Regions from separate parts of the Mus musculus genome. Here region 2 is linked to region 1. The links are chromatin contacts, found by Hi-C or POLR2A ChIA-PET in ENCODE. All regions are on one chromosome and are shown on one strand. Each heading gives the region's core, a stretch centred on a gene start or an enhancer-like site at or near the end of the contact. The rest is flanking DNA. Distances are from core to core; before and after follow the strand shown.

Region 1 (6,765 bases), core at 1,170-3,669:
ATCCTTCTAGGAAAAGTTTTTTGATGGAGTTTTCCCTGGGCATACCCTTTTCTCAGTTATCTGGACAATTCCAAACCACCCAGTTGTGGTTGCGTATCTCCCAAGGGTCCATGATTGGAGGCTTGGTTTCCAGGGGCCCAAGGGGAAGGCAGTAGGCGGGGTTTTTTAAGGTGGTGGGAGGAGCTAGTGGCCCAGCTCTGGGTTATTGTGGGGTATTCTCAAAGGGAAGTAAGGTCAGGGCCGTCTGGCTCACTCACTCGGCTTCTTGGTGCCCTCTGTGATCTAGGCTCCACCAGCTGCCCCGTGCCATGAGATCTTCACCAGAACTGAATCCACACCATGCCTTCGAAGTGCCAGGAGTGTGAGCGAGAGTAAATCTCTCCTCTCTACTGAGTCGGCTGCCTCTGGCATTTCATTGTAGGAATACAAAACATTGGTGCAAGAAGGCAGTAGAGTTTTCTGGAAAGCCACACGTCCCTGTGGCTTTGATATAACAGATGGGTATAGGCTGACCCACCTGTATACGTGCTCACAAAACATTTAGCTATGCGACGGTTTATTTTGATTGTTAAGTTGATAGGATTTCATATCACTGTTACCGACAAATCTCTGGGCACCTCCGTAAGAGATTATCTAGACTACTTAGTCTAGATTAACCGAGGTGGGAAGACGGTCCTTAATCTGTGCTGTTCTAAGTGCTGGGGTCGTAGCTTGAACAAAAGGAAAAAGGTAACTGAGTGGAAGTCTCTGTCACCGTGTCTTCTGACTATGGGTGAAATTTGATGAGCAGCCTCACAGCTGCCACCATGTCCCCTCCATGAGGGCTTCCCCCAGAGGGACTTCCCTCCAGCCTTGAGCTAGAGCAACCCTCCCTTCCTCCAGTTGCTGTGGTCAGATATTATGCTACAGGAATGAGGAAATGAATTAATACAGGACGGATGGGCCACCTAAACCCTCTCCATTCTTAACCTGTCCTGCCTCCTCCGCAGGCTCACCTTCATGAATCGCACCATCACCCATGCTGCTCCTTGACTCTGACTCTGCTCTTCCTCTCCTCACAGAGCCTTCTCTCTCCGTCGTTCTCCGCTGCCAATCACTATGGAGGACCGTCCACTCACCTGGACATGAACAGAACTTCCCCGTTTGTGAAGAAACCAGGTCTCACCTTCCCTTCCATAGCTGGTTATTTGAACGTCCTTTTGACCCTCAGGATAAAAATTTGCAGCGCCGGGCGTGGTGGCGCACGCCTTTGATCCAAGCACTCGGGAGGCAGAGGCAGGCAGATTTCTGTGTTCGAGGCCAGCCTGGTCTACAAAGTGAGTTCCAGGACAGCCAGGGCTACACAGAGAAACCCTGTCTCGAAAAACCAAAAACCAAAAACAAAAACAAAATCAGATTTGCCAACATAGCCTTCACGATGCATGCAGCTTACCTCCCTCCATCTCTCCACGTTCCACCCACGTGTTACCACCCACGCCAAAGCTGCCCACTCACAACTTGAGGGGGGCCGCGGGGAAGCGGGGGGGACGACGACGACGACGACGACACTTGGTCTGCCATTAAATATGCCCTGCTCCTTAGTAGTGCTTACTATATGTTTGTTGAGCAAACACATCAATTGGCAACTTAGGTCATTTGTCATATAAAACTGAATGGTACCTATAGTGATGGACTTCACGTTCTCCACCACTGTCCTGTTTGAGAAAGGCAAGATCCCTGAGGCCTTCAATCAGGTTTGTCACTGACAGACTTTCAACCCCGGTCCTCACATCTCCACAAGCAGTAAGCTTTCCAGAGAGCTCTCCTGCCTTCCTTCACCAATGTGTAAGCTACTGCTATTCTGGCTGAAGTGTGTGTGTTCAGTTTTCACTGCTCTACCCTGGGTCCCATGGATTCATCACCGCAGAAAGTGGTTACCAATTGCTAACGCTGACTCAAACACACACGCACACACACACACACACACACACACACACACACACACACACACGTGAGATATTTTAGAACCTCTGATGTAGCCGCTTCAGTTTGCTCATGTTCTAAAGCTATTTTTCAGGACATTTAATGCTCTCCTCCAAGTAGGCATTTAGCTGATCCACTCAGAGGACCACAGAGCTGAGATCAATTGAATGACTTTCTTCTCTGAGCTGTAGTTGCCTCCTCAATATGTTAATTTTACCCTGTGGGGTTCCTAAAAGAAGATGGCAGGAACTAGTTAGCAATAATTGAAATCTCCATCCACTGGTCGACCCACACTTGATAATTTGTCAGTCAGTTGAAACAAAAGGAGCCAAGTATGAGAAAACTGAGGAACAAACGCTGCCTTGTGTGGTGCGGGGCTGGGCCACGGGGTGTACCGATGACCCCACCAGAGTCTCCCTTGCTTCGAGCTTTGATGGCTTGAGCCCCCGCTGTGCTCACTCGGTGAGGTGACGATGCTGGGCTGGCGGCGGAACTTGGTAGTTTTCCACTTTGGGCTCTCAGGGCTCTTATCCTCTTTGGCTCTTTGTCACTGGGCGCCATAAAAAAAAAAAAACAAAAAAAAAAAAAACAAAAAAAAAAAAACCGCCCACTGCAGGGAACTAAACGCTGCTCCTGCCACCCACCAACCATCGGCATGTGAGGAGGATTTGCGAGTTCACATACTCGGTCCCTTTGTTTTCTCGAGTTTCTGTCTCCATAAGCACCTCCGAGCAAGCAAGCAAGCAAGCGGAACTGCTGCTCTGTGGCTTTTGTGTTGGTGGCTTCCTTCCGACCTCCACCCCGGGTCCTCAGGCAGCAGAGTTAACTATTTGGATGAAGAGCAGTTTGTGGAATGGATGCAAAGACAGCAAAAGTCAGCCTGGATGCTTTGCAAGGAGACAGGGCTTTGCGTCCCTCAGACTGAATAGAAGAGACAAGGGATAAACATTTTTGTCTTTCTAGGGGGAAGAAGCTTTCTCAGGGAGTTAGAAACTCCTGCAGCTCACCCTGCTCCTCATGATACCTGCATCCTGCATCCTGCTCCCATTTTACAGGGCCCCTAGAAACTTCCATTTCCCTCCATTCTTCCGATTCAAAGAACACAAATGCTTGGGCGCCTTTAGGAGGTGGGTTCTTTAACCACCACAGTTCCTTGCAATGCAGAAGAGAGAAAAGAAAATTCTCTGCAGTAGTTTTTCCTTTCTGTTTGAGAACTATGGAAAATTTTTACTTAGAAATAAAAGCTAGACAATTTTCTTAAGATGAAAGACAACAAGACACCCTTAGAAACAAACTTCAGAAGGGGAAAAATGGTACACTACTACACCTTTTTAGAAATGTCTCTGGGGGACAGTTGAGGCAGGGTCTCTTTACATAGCCCTGGCTACCCTGGAAGTCACTCTATAAAACAAGCTGGTCACAAACTCACAGCCAGCTGCCTACTTTTGTCTCCCAAGTACTGGGATTAAAGGTATGTGCCACCATAGCATCTAATATAATAAAAGCAAAGGGTTTTAGTTATATGTATATCCCTCTGTACTGGCTAGTTTTGTGTCAACTTGACACAGCTGGAGTTATCACAGAGAAAGGCGCTTCAGTTGAGGAAATGCCTCCATGAGATCCAGCTGTAAGGCATTTTCTCAATTAGTGATCAAGGGGGAAAGGCCCCTTGTGGGTGGGACCATCTCTGTGCTGGTAGTCTTGAGTTCTATAAGAGAGCAGGATGAGCAAGCCAGGGGAAGCAAGCCAGTAAAGAACATCCCTCCATGGCCTCTGCATCAGCTCCTGCTTCCTGACCTGCTTGAGTTCCAGTCCTGACTTCCTTTGGTGATGAACAGTAGTATGGAAGTGTAAGCCCAATAAACCCTTTCCTCCCCAGCTTGCTTTTTGGTCATGATGTTTGTTAGAAACCCTAAGACACCCCTAGAAAAGTATCCCCTTGGCCTCAGTGTCACAAGAAAAAAAAATTAGTCAAACAAATGTAAGCAAAGAATTCCAGGAACTAACTTGCTTCCTGGAGGCTAACCCAGAGGTCTGTGCTGAACCATCCTTCCCGGTGATCGTGGACCCAAGTGCAGAGAACTCTGTCTTTCCTCACTAGTGGGGAGCAAGGGTGTGGCCAGAACATGCCTTGGAGTTAGTGCTTGACTCAAATAGGAAGAGGAGGCCTTTCCTAGTTCCTTGTGACGCTTTCTGCTTCTCTCTTGTGAGTTTATCTGCCAAGTGAGACTATATGAAGCCAGCGCCCCAAGTCTGGGAAATCCAACCAACCATTGCTTGAAAGCTTTTTGGCTTTGTTTGTGAAGTTGCATCAGTGATGGAGCTGGAGAGGTGGCTCAGTCAGTAAAAAGCATGGAGTGCTCTTGCAGAGGGCCAGAGTTTGGTTCCCAGCACCCACACCGGGTGGCTCACAACTTCATGTAACTCTAGCTCCAAGGGATCTGATGCCCTCCTCTGGCACCTGCACTTTACACACACACACACACACACACACACACACACACTGAATCTTTTTAAAAAATCAACTTGAGCTGCATCTGATACTGAGGAGCTTGCTGTGCAAGCCTGAGAACTCGAGTTCAAATCCCCAGATCCCACAGAAGGCTGGCTGCAGTAACACAGACATTTGTAACCACTGTACTCACACAGGAGGGTGGGAGGAGAGACAGGAGAAGCCCTGGAAACTATCCTGGTTTATGTAGCACTGAGCATGAATGACACGCTCTGCTTCAAACAGGGTAGAAGGTGAGGACCACCACCTATGCTGTCCTCTCACCTGCACAGTGTGTCAGGCGCACACCCACATCCATACACACAGACCTAATTAATGCGCACACTCCAAAAACTGCATCGGTACTGAACAAGTACAAACTTTTTTCTTGTTATTCTTCTCTAAACAGTATAATATTATGACCACCCACATCGCTTTAGGTATTAAAAAACAATGTAAAGACAATTTAAAATACGTGGAGGGGTGTCTAGGTTACATGCAAATGACTTCATTTTATATGAAGGACTTGCACATTCTTGGCCTTTGGTATCCGTGCTGTGGGGAGTAGGGTGATGAAACCCATCTGCAAAAGACACTAAATACATCCGCCACAAGGTTATGAGGAAATTTAAAAAAAAAGAAAAACGAGTAAAATATTTGTGAGTCACCTTTTCAGCCGAGTTACAAGGCAACCACCACTGTTACCACGTGGAACATCTAGAAAAGCAGTTGGAGGTGGAACATCTAGAAAAGCAGTTGGAGGCTGCTGTACAACCATGGTCTCCTCAGGTCTTCAAGGTCGTGAGGCTGAAGACCTTCCAACAGGAACTCATGTTCACGTGGACTCGAGAGAGTCACAACTGTGATTCTCGCAGCATCAGGTCACTCGGGGCAGTTCCCAGGCTCAGGAAAACGGTGCTAGAAACTTGAGTTTCTCTCCTGGGGCCAGGAAGAGTCTGACATACCCAGCAGAGATTCGAAGTCAAAGCAATTTTCTAAATCAGGGCTTTTCTGACTCTTTATGTAGAAGTCCAGGTAGCAGCTTCTTTGAGCTCTGTGTTTCATACCGTCTCTGATGTGCTGCTCAACCCTGCTGCAAAGTCGGCCTCAAACAGTCTATGAACTAGCGAGCATAGCTGTGTGCCAATAAAGCTTTATTTATACTACAGACAGGGGCCAGATTTGATCTGTGGGCTGTTCTTTGCTAGATTTTTGATGTATTAGGCCACATATTCCAGAGGCACAGAATCAATCAAGTCTATATAACTGTGGTCCATTCACTCATTCATCTACTTTACAAGCCTGGTGGTTCTGCAGTTGTAGCCTGGCACTGAAGGGTCTGGGGCTTCCTGGGAACTGAGTCCCTGATGGAAGACTGAAGAAGCTGAAGACTGATAGCAGCAAAACAGGTGCACCCGGAAGTGAAGGTGGGCAGAGCATGGTGCTTTTTCCTTGGTCCTTTTTGTGTTTGGGCCAACCATTAGAATGCCCTGCCCATTCTAAGGTAGAGCCCTCCCCTGAGGCTAATCCTTTTTGGGAATATGTCAACAGACATACCATATAGGTCCTCTTCGTGATTATAAATCCCATGAATCTGAAGGTCACAACCACCCATCACACTCAATGCCGATTCCATTTGTTAGACAAAACATATACTGGGATTTCTGTGTGTGTGGCAGGCAGTCTTCTAGCTGCCTGGGGATACAGCCACAAGCAAAATAAAGCCCGGATCATCACGAAGCCCCCACGCCATCAGGATGCTCCCTCGTCAGTTCCCACACTGCAGAAGCAAATTGGAAACAATTTTAAAGAAAGTAATCATCTTGGTGGCTCACAGCTGACGTTGGAGTAGGCCAAAAACAAAGAGTTAGCTTTTGTGCGTGGCAACAAATAAGTTGCTGGTGTCCTTGATGAGATCAGTTTCTATGGGACAAAAGGGACCAGAGTGGGGAGAGCCAGTGCAAGGGCGTGGCGTGGGGAGGACGGAGAAACTAAGGGGTTCAAGGCAGGGGCATGCTGGTGAAGAGGCAGAAGTTGGAGCTGGTGGCAGTTTTAGGATGCCAGGGCATGAGAAATGATCGAGAAGAGAGAGAAGTGACATTCCAGTGAGGCAAAGGACATGGGTCCCAGGGCCCAGCAGAGACAATGCCCTACACAAGGACCAGGAAAAGGAAGGCAGGGATCAAAAGGGTTGCTGTGGGGAAATGAAACCATTCTCTTTAGAACGTTTCCTCACTAAACCCAGAAATGATGTCATCAATTGGGAATGAGAAGGGGACATTCTGAGGAGGGGAGAGGGCATTTGAAATGGA
Region 2 (6,765 bases), core at 2,583-5,082, 39 kb before region 1:
ATCCATTCTAGTATTACTTCAAGAATTTCTTGGACACAGCTCTAGAACATCTCAAAACACAGCCAGGTTGTGTTATCAAAGAGGCCAGGGTGAAAGAAAGCATATGAAACTCTTCAGCAGCCAGGTTTTAGAAACATCAGTGCCTTCTGCATCCTACAATTATCAACAATCTTCTGTAGCTAACTTCACAGTATACCATAAAAGACTTAACCTGCAAACCACTTCAGTGACCTACTGTAAACTATACTCTGCTTTTTACTAAAATTAAAAATGGAGAGTACAGAACAAAGCTTAAGGTTTAATGAGCGAGCTTTGTCCTTTACCCCCCTGGAGCACTGCTGCTGCTCTCTGCCAACAGGTTCTTAGGCATTCCAGGCAGGGAAGGCACTGTATTCCTCATCTCCGTGGCTCCACTACCAAGTGCTGTGACCGCGGACATGTACCACCACGCCCTGCGTGCGATTCCTAGTTTTAAAAATCCCTACATACAAAGGGACATACAAATGCTATCTTACTGTACATTCAGCCATTTAGTAATTAAACTAGGTGCTATTTAAACCATTCACACACAACGATTCTTGAGTAATAATGACATGATTTCAAGAAATATTTCCTCGGGGCTGTCACAAATCTACCCCATCAGTGACCAATCATCTGACCAAAAGGGTCAGGCCTAACAAAGGTCTGAACTATGTAACCAAAGAATATTTACATACTGCACAGATTCTTCTTCTACACCCACTTCAAGTATTAAAAAACAAAACCTATGAAGTCCTTTAGGGCTGGGTGTGGCTTTATCCATTGGAACCCAGAGCTCTTTCACGAAGGGAGAAACTGCAGAGTGACGTCCAGGAGCTCGAGAGAAGCAGGGCATCAAGTATTCCCAGGCTCACCAGCCTCCCTCAACCACCTCAAAGTCCTCCCGAGCGAGCGAGCGAGCGAGCGAGCGAGCAGGCGGAGGTGGAGAGCAGCCTGCGCTCACTGCCCCACAGGCAATCCTTGGGAGAAGACGCTGCTGGCATCTGCAGCTTGGTGTTCCCTCTGCAGCTCTGCCCTTCCTGTTTTCTCTCCTGAAGCCATTAGAAGCCTGGATAGGAGCTTCCAGTGTCAGCCAGTGTCAGCAGCTCTCCTAGTAAGGCACCTAAGGCTGTTGGTCCTAAGCAACTACCTTTCCCATGGCTTGTCAGCACCCCCAGAGCCCAACTCACATCCGCCGTGCCATTCTACCATACTCCTCAAGTTTTTATCCTGGTTTTTATGCCAGAGAATACAAAATTACAACTTTGAAATAGCATTAAAATCAAAGTGCACAATCTTGAGGACTGTGGTCTGCACCTGTAAACACACAAACCTCGAAATGCATCAAAAACAAGGGCTCGTGAGAATCAAGCCAACTGCAGACTGAGGAGACAGCCCTAGAATTTTTACAACGTCTATCCTGAGGTCTCAGCCTGAGAACTCTCACAGGCAATCTGCTACAAAGGCACTCACTATGCTATGTCAACATGCATCTTTACATTTAAACTCTAAAAGCTCAATTGAAGTAAGTCAAGCCTGAAGTCAAGGACAGTAAAATAAAGTAAGAGTCACAATAGGGAAGACAAACTAAGACTGCTTTGTAGGCATAGGAGAAACAAGAGTACAATGCTGGGTGGGAGACAGGGTCTCTAGGAGACTGCAGTCAGTCTCTCAACTCCCTTTTCTGCTTCAGCGCCTGCTTACTCCCAGCCCTGGAACACAAGGCTCTTGGAGGAGAGGAAGGAGGGAGAATGCCGTCACATGGAAGGGTGCACTATCAGGCATCCAACATGCATCTCAGAACTCTGTTTAGAAAGCCTTCCCGCTACAAAAGCTAACTGTCCTAGGTGGGAGCTGTGGCTTCCTAAACACCTGCTCTAGGTGTTCAAACCACTGTGCCATTTTCTTTTAAAACAAAGTGCATTTTCCTTTACACCCACAAGTACATACCCTGTAAGAATTCAGTTTTCTAAAGCTGAAAGCAAAAAAAAAAAAAAAAGTCTAGTCTCTGCACATCTTTACTTGTTTACAACCTTCTCAAAGTCAGAACGAAAAACCGAGGGTTGTCATTTTATCTAGTTTCTTTGGGTCTGTAAGGATCTTCACACATCTTCCACACTATGTTTAAGCACCTCTCTTCCGTCTTCACTCTTCTCTAAGGTGCTTTGAACCTACCCTCAGGCCAAGATTTTGAGCAGGTTACACCCGACTTTTGAATCAGAGTGAACACATATTCACATCATGGTAAAATACATTTAGCCAGTGTACTGGGCAGCCATGCTAAGCAAGAGTCTCTCATTCAAAGGAGTGCAAAGGGTCACTGCTACCTCACACCTTGAGGGAATGAATCTTGGTGGTCACATTTTTTCAGTTTCTAACATTACCTAAAAAGTATAAAGGGAGGCTTAAGTAATTTCCATTTAATCAGAAACAGTCCCTTTTTAATACTTTCTCGACCCTGACCCCTCTGTTGTTCCTATTCTTTTAACTCTGTAAAACCCAATGAGGAAGGAAGGTAGATAAAGTATTACCCAGAGGTGAGACAATGTTCTCCCGGAGCCAGGGAGTCAGTAAGCTTGGGGGCACAAACTTCAGGACCATCAGGTGGCTCTGGTGTCCTTTCCAAGCCAACCCTGTACAAGGCACACCGAACAATCTCCTCCTGCTGCCTGACTGTTAGCTGTTCACCAGAGCCTAGCCCGTGACCCCTGGCTTAAGTTGATTCAAACTGAAGCCACTACTTGAAATTGACCCAAAGCCTACATGCCCAGGGCTAGAAGAAAGCTGCTTCCAAACGCTCAAAAAAAGGACAACGGTTGCTTTTGTTTTCTTTTAAACTGTACCTGCTAGGGAAGGAGAGTGCGTGAAAGCACACTACATTACCGAATTCTCTCAGAAGAATGGGGATTTCAGCGACGACTGACTGACTCAGAACATAGCTGCCTCCGCCGGCCGCCGACCCCAGTCCGTGACCCGGCTGCTGGTGGTTTATCATCCCTCCAAACCTGAAAGTCCCTACCTCCAGATCAATCAAAAGCTGGGGGAAGGCATGTCTTCGGAAACACAAGCAAGGCCACAACTTGGATGAATAAAACTGGGCTAAGGGCACCCGGAGCAGGATTTCCGCTGGAGTCAGAAAAAGAAAGGTCAAAAGATTTTTTTTTTCTTTTTGGTGTGATAGCGGTGACAAGTGCGTGGGTACACAGCCGGCACTGGCGGGCTTTGGAGGAAGGCTGTAACTGATCGCGGACGCTGAGGGCAGGCGATCGGGACCAGCGGCCGGCGGGGACGACGAGCAGCTTCTCGACGCGTGGGCGCAGAGCGGGGCTGGCCTGGGTTCTCGCGCGTGTGTCCTCCCGCAGTCCTTCCATCGGACTCCGGAGAGCCGGGGTCCGAGGCCCGCCCCGCCCCCTGCTCGGCACACCCCCTCCCGCGACCGCGCACACGCGCGGGCATACACACCCCCCGCCTCCCGCGCGCACGCGGCCGCGCCGAGCGCCTGACCCACGCGCCACCCCCCCACTTTGCGCCCGCGACCACCCGCGCACCGCGCGAGAGGACCCGGTGTCCAGCAGGCAGGACACGCGGGACTGGGAGGCCTAGAGGCGGCGGGGCGCGCCCGCGCGGGAACTCGGTCTGAGGGAAGGTCACTTACCCGCCGCATGGCTTTCAGAATCAAAGCCAACTCGTAGCGGGGCATCGCCCAGGTTGGCGGCGCCGAGTCCAGGAGAGCCGGGGTCGCGAGGGCGGGGACGCGGGGCGCAGAGGAAGACGAGAGAGGAACACGGCCGGTCAGCTCCCGGACGGCGAAAGCACCGTGCGACCCCGCGAGGCCGGGTTTAAAGGCTCCGGCAGCTGCGCAGACGGCTCGCCCCGCCCACCGAGAGCCCCGCCCACCCGGCACCGCCCCGCCCCTCTCCCGGAGGGCGCCTTGCACTTGCACCTCAACGGCTTCCTGCTTGCCCTCCCGGGCCGTGTCTGTGTCCCCCGAGCCTGCGGAGCGTGGACACGGTCTCGAGCAGCCCGTCGGAGGCCGTCTCCTCGCTCGGCACGCACCCGCTCCCCGCCGCCTCCGCGCCTACCAACCTTGGGCTCTGGAACCCGGTGGAACTTTCCAGGCCTCCCCGCCCACCCTCCCTTCCCGGGTGCTAGGCGAGCGAGTGCGCGTGCGCCGCGGTGCGGTGCGGTGCGATGCGGTCTGGCTGCTGTGTGCCCCTCGCCCGCGTCTCCAGGGAGGAAGGCGGGGTGCTAAGGAGTGACTGCTGCACCAAGCCGCAAAGAAACAAGCCTGGAACCGAAGGGCTATGTAGGCATTTGCTGTGTGTGCCTAGCCTGACCCAGAAGCAGGTTAATGCTTCGACTCTCGCCAGTTATTCTTTAAATATTATCCTTGCTTTTCTGGTAAAGGAAACTATGGATTCCCTGAAACACAGGAGTAAGGAGGGGCTTCGTAGAGGGTCCCAGGTCCAGCACTCCACAGCGCGCGCGCACACACACACACCCATACACGCACATATAGAGCTAACTCGGGACTCCCCTCCTTCTGCCCCTGCTCCTGTTTCTTAGCTCTGGAAGGCACTAATTCCGCTGCAATGGTTGTCTTCTGCTCCCACCTTACTCCAACTAAAAGGGTCTTTAAGTGAAATGTTCTTGTAACTTTAAAGTGCTCTAATAATAATTTACTAATAATTTACTGAGGGCTTACTGTCTGTAGCAGGCACGACACTGAGGCTGTTTGTTCTCACTTTAGCTCTGTGAAGCAAATCGTACTACTCGCCCTATTTTAGGTATTAGCAAACAGAAAAATGCAAGGATAATTTAATTAGTCCAAGGTCAAACACAAACGCGTGGAAAGAAAATTTTGTGTCCAGAATGTCTGAAGAATAGTTTCACTGCCTACACTTATGAACCTCACCCCGTCCCCCATCTTACAGGCCAAGATGTTGGTCTTACTCAGTGGCGTTGGACGTCTTTGTAAAGCACACATGGAGACTATCTTTGTCACCTCCTCCACAGACCAATCTCCACAGAAGATTATGGTTTTGAATACAACCTAGGATACCTGGTTTTTTTAACATTTTCATTAACATTTCAAGGTTTGTCCTGTGCCCTTCAACACAAACTACAAAACCACCTACTTAGCATCAGCCACACACCTGGTTGGTTGGATTGTTTTGTTTTGGTTGTTGTTGGGGGTCTTTTTAGTTTGTTTGTTTTGGTTGGTTGGTTGTTTTTTGTTTTTAAGCAGCATGCTACCAAAAAAAAAAAAAAAAAAAAAAAAAAAAAAAAAAAAAAAAAGACACAGAAGGAAGAAAGAATTTCTGGACATTGAGACGAGAATTCCAGATCTGTGTGACATCCCACTTAAACTGTCCTTCCTGTGGCCCAGTTTAGGAATGTGAAGATAAGAGTCTCACGTGGTTGAGCCAAGCCAAACACCAAGCAACACCCTGAGGTGACCAGCCTGGACTGCCTCCCGTTGGAAGCACCACAGCTTTTCCCTGATACCCAGGGACCAGTGAAGTCCTAGTTCTCTAGACAAATGGGGTGAGGAAATTAGCCTGACTGAACAATGCCTCAGGGCAGACAGCACCCCACAACCCTCCCAAGCTGTTGGCCACCCACAGACTCATCCCATTTCTTAACGTGGAAAAGAAATCAGCTATCCTAAGTCCCCCGCCCCTTTCAGAGTTTTAAATAAGTGGCTATGGCTTTGTTAATTTTATTGTTAAAATTAATGCTGATGCAAATTGAAATTTATCAAAAATAATTTTAAACTATTTATACTGTTGGGTAAGCATGTAGAATCATAAGCCATTTCTATAGTATTTAATTTATTGATCTTTAAAAAATATCTTTTAGGATCTTGGGAAAAAAGATCTAATACGGTAGATACGTAAGATTTTATTGGCCAGAGGTTTTGGCTAATTTTCAAGTAAAGCTTTCTGAGGAGTCATAGGAAGAGAGAGTAAAGGCAAAAGTTGAAATCCAAGGTGCTCTGGTCAGTTCATCCCCTTGCCATCTCATCTTCTACTACTGTATAAGGAGAGATTTGACCTTGAGCTTTTCACCATAATTCTCAAGATAGCTGACTATCGTCATCATCACCATCACCATCATCACCATCATCACCAGACCTAACATTCTGCCATTCATTGTGAGCCAGGAAGTGCTTTTCATGTATTAATATTCATTTCTGCCCAGGCCGTCACTACCACATGTCTCCAACAGTACCCAGACCTGCTCTACCCCTTTGTCTGTGTCTGCCCAGGCCGTCACTACAGGGTCTCCTCACCTGTCCAGGAGCAGTTTCCCAGGATCCTGGCTGCCATCTTTTTTTTTTTTAATATTTATTTATTTATTTATTTATTTATTTATTTATTATATGTAAGTACACTGTAGCTGTCTTCAGACACTCCAAAAGAGGGCATCAGATTTCGTTACGGATCGTTGTGAGCCACCATGTGGTTTCTGGGATTTGAACTCAGGACCTTTGGAAGAGCAGTGGGCACTCTTAACCGCTAAGCCATCTCACCAGCCCAACCCCCCCACCCCCGGCTGCCATCTTGATGGTCTCTTCCCAGTCCCTTTCCCCTCCCTGTCCCTGAATGTGGCTGTTCTCCAACAGAGGCAGCCAATGTCCTATGATTAAAGGACAATGGTAACTAGGATTAAAGGCATGAGGGGGCCATATCCTGAGTTCCTGTAATTCAAGTGCATTAGAATTTGGCTGGTATATTAGTCAGG

The links. A loop is a pair of places that touch in the nucleus more often than their neighbours do. ChIA-PET counts read pairs that join two places held with the same protein, here RNA polymerase II (POLR2A).
Region 2: a loop to region 1 is called in a map of heart, with 3 times the contacts of the local background. The contact joins the promoter of Slc5a3 here to the enhancer-like site in region 1. A Hi-C loop is called at or near these places in 5 of 37 maps with a recorded cell type or tissue (heart and left cerebral cortex). POLR2A ChIA-PET finds 5 or more read pairs at or near these places in 4 of 5 experiments (Patski and embryonic stem cell).

What each region holds. Positions count from the first base shown.
Region 1 is chr16:92,015,293-92,022,057 of GRCm38, reverse strand. No RefSeq gene overlaps it. Among named protein-coding and RNA genes, the nearest start is that of Gm36905, 21 kb to the right of the region's middle. Within about 2 kb of position 2,419, at least 1 of the 3 ENCODE cell types and tissues checked has a DNase peak (open chromatin) inside an H3K27ac peak, as active enhancers do.
Region 2 is chr16:92,055,389-92,062,153 of GRCm38, reverse strand. Slc5a3 (solute carrier family 5 (inositol transporters), member 3) reads right to left here and starts at 3,832. Exons shown (of 2, transcript NM_017391.3): 1 at 3,674-3,832. It overlaps Mrps6 (mitochondrial ribosomal protein S6), which reads right to left and starts at 3,818. Exons shown (of 3, transcript NM_080456.1): 1 at 3,674-3,818. The coding sequence starts at 3,718.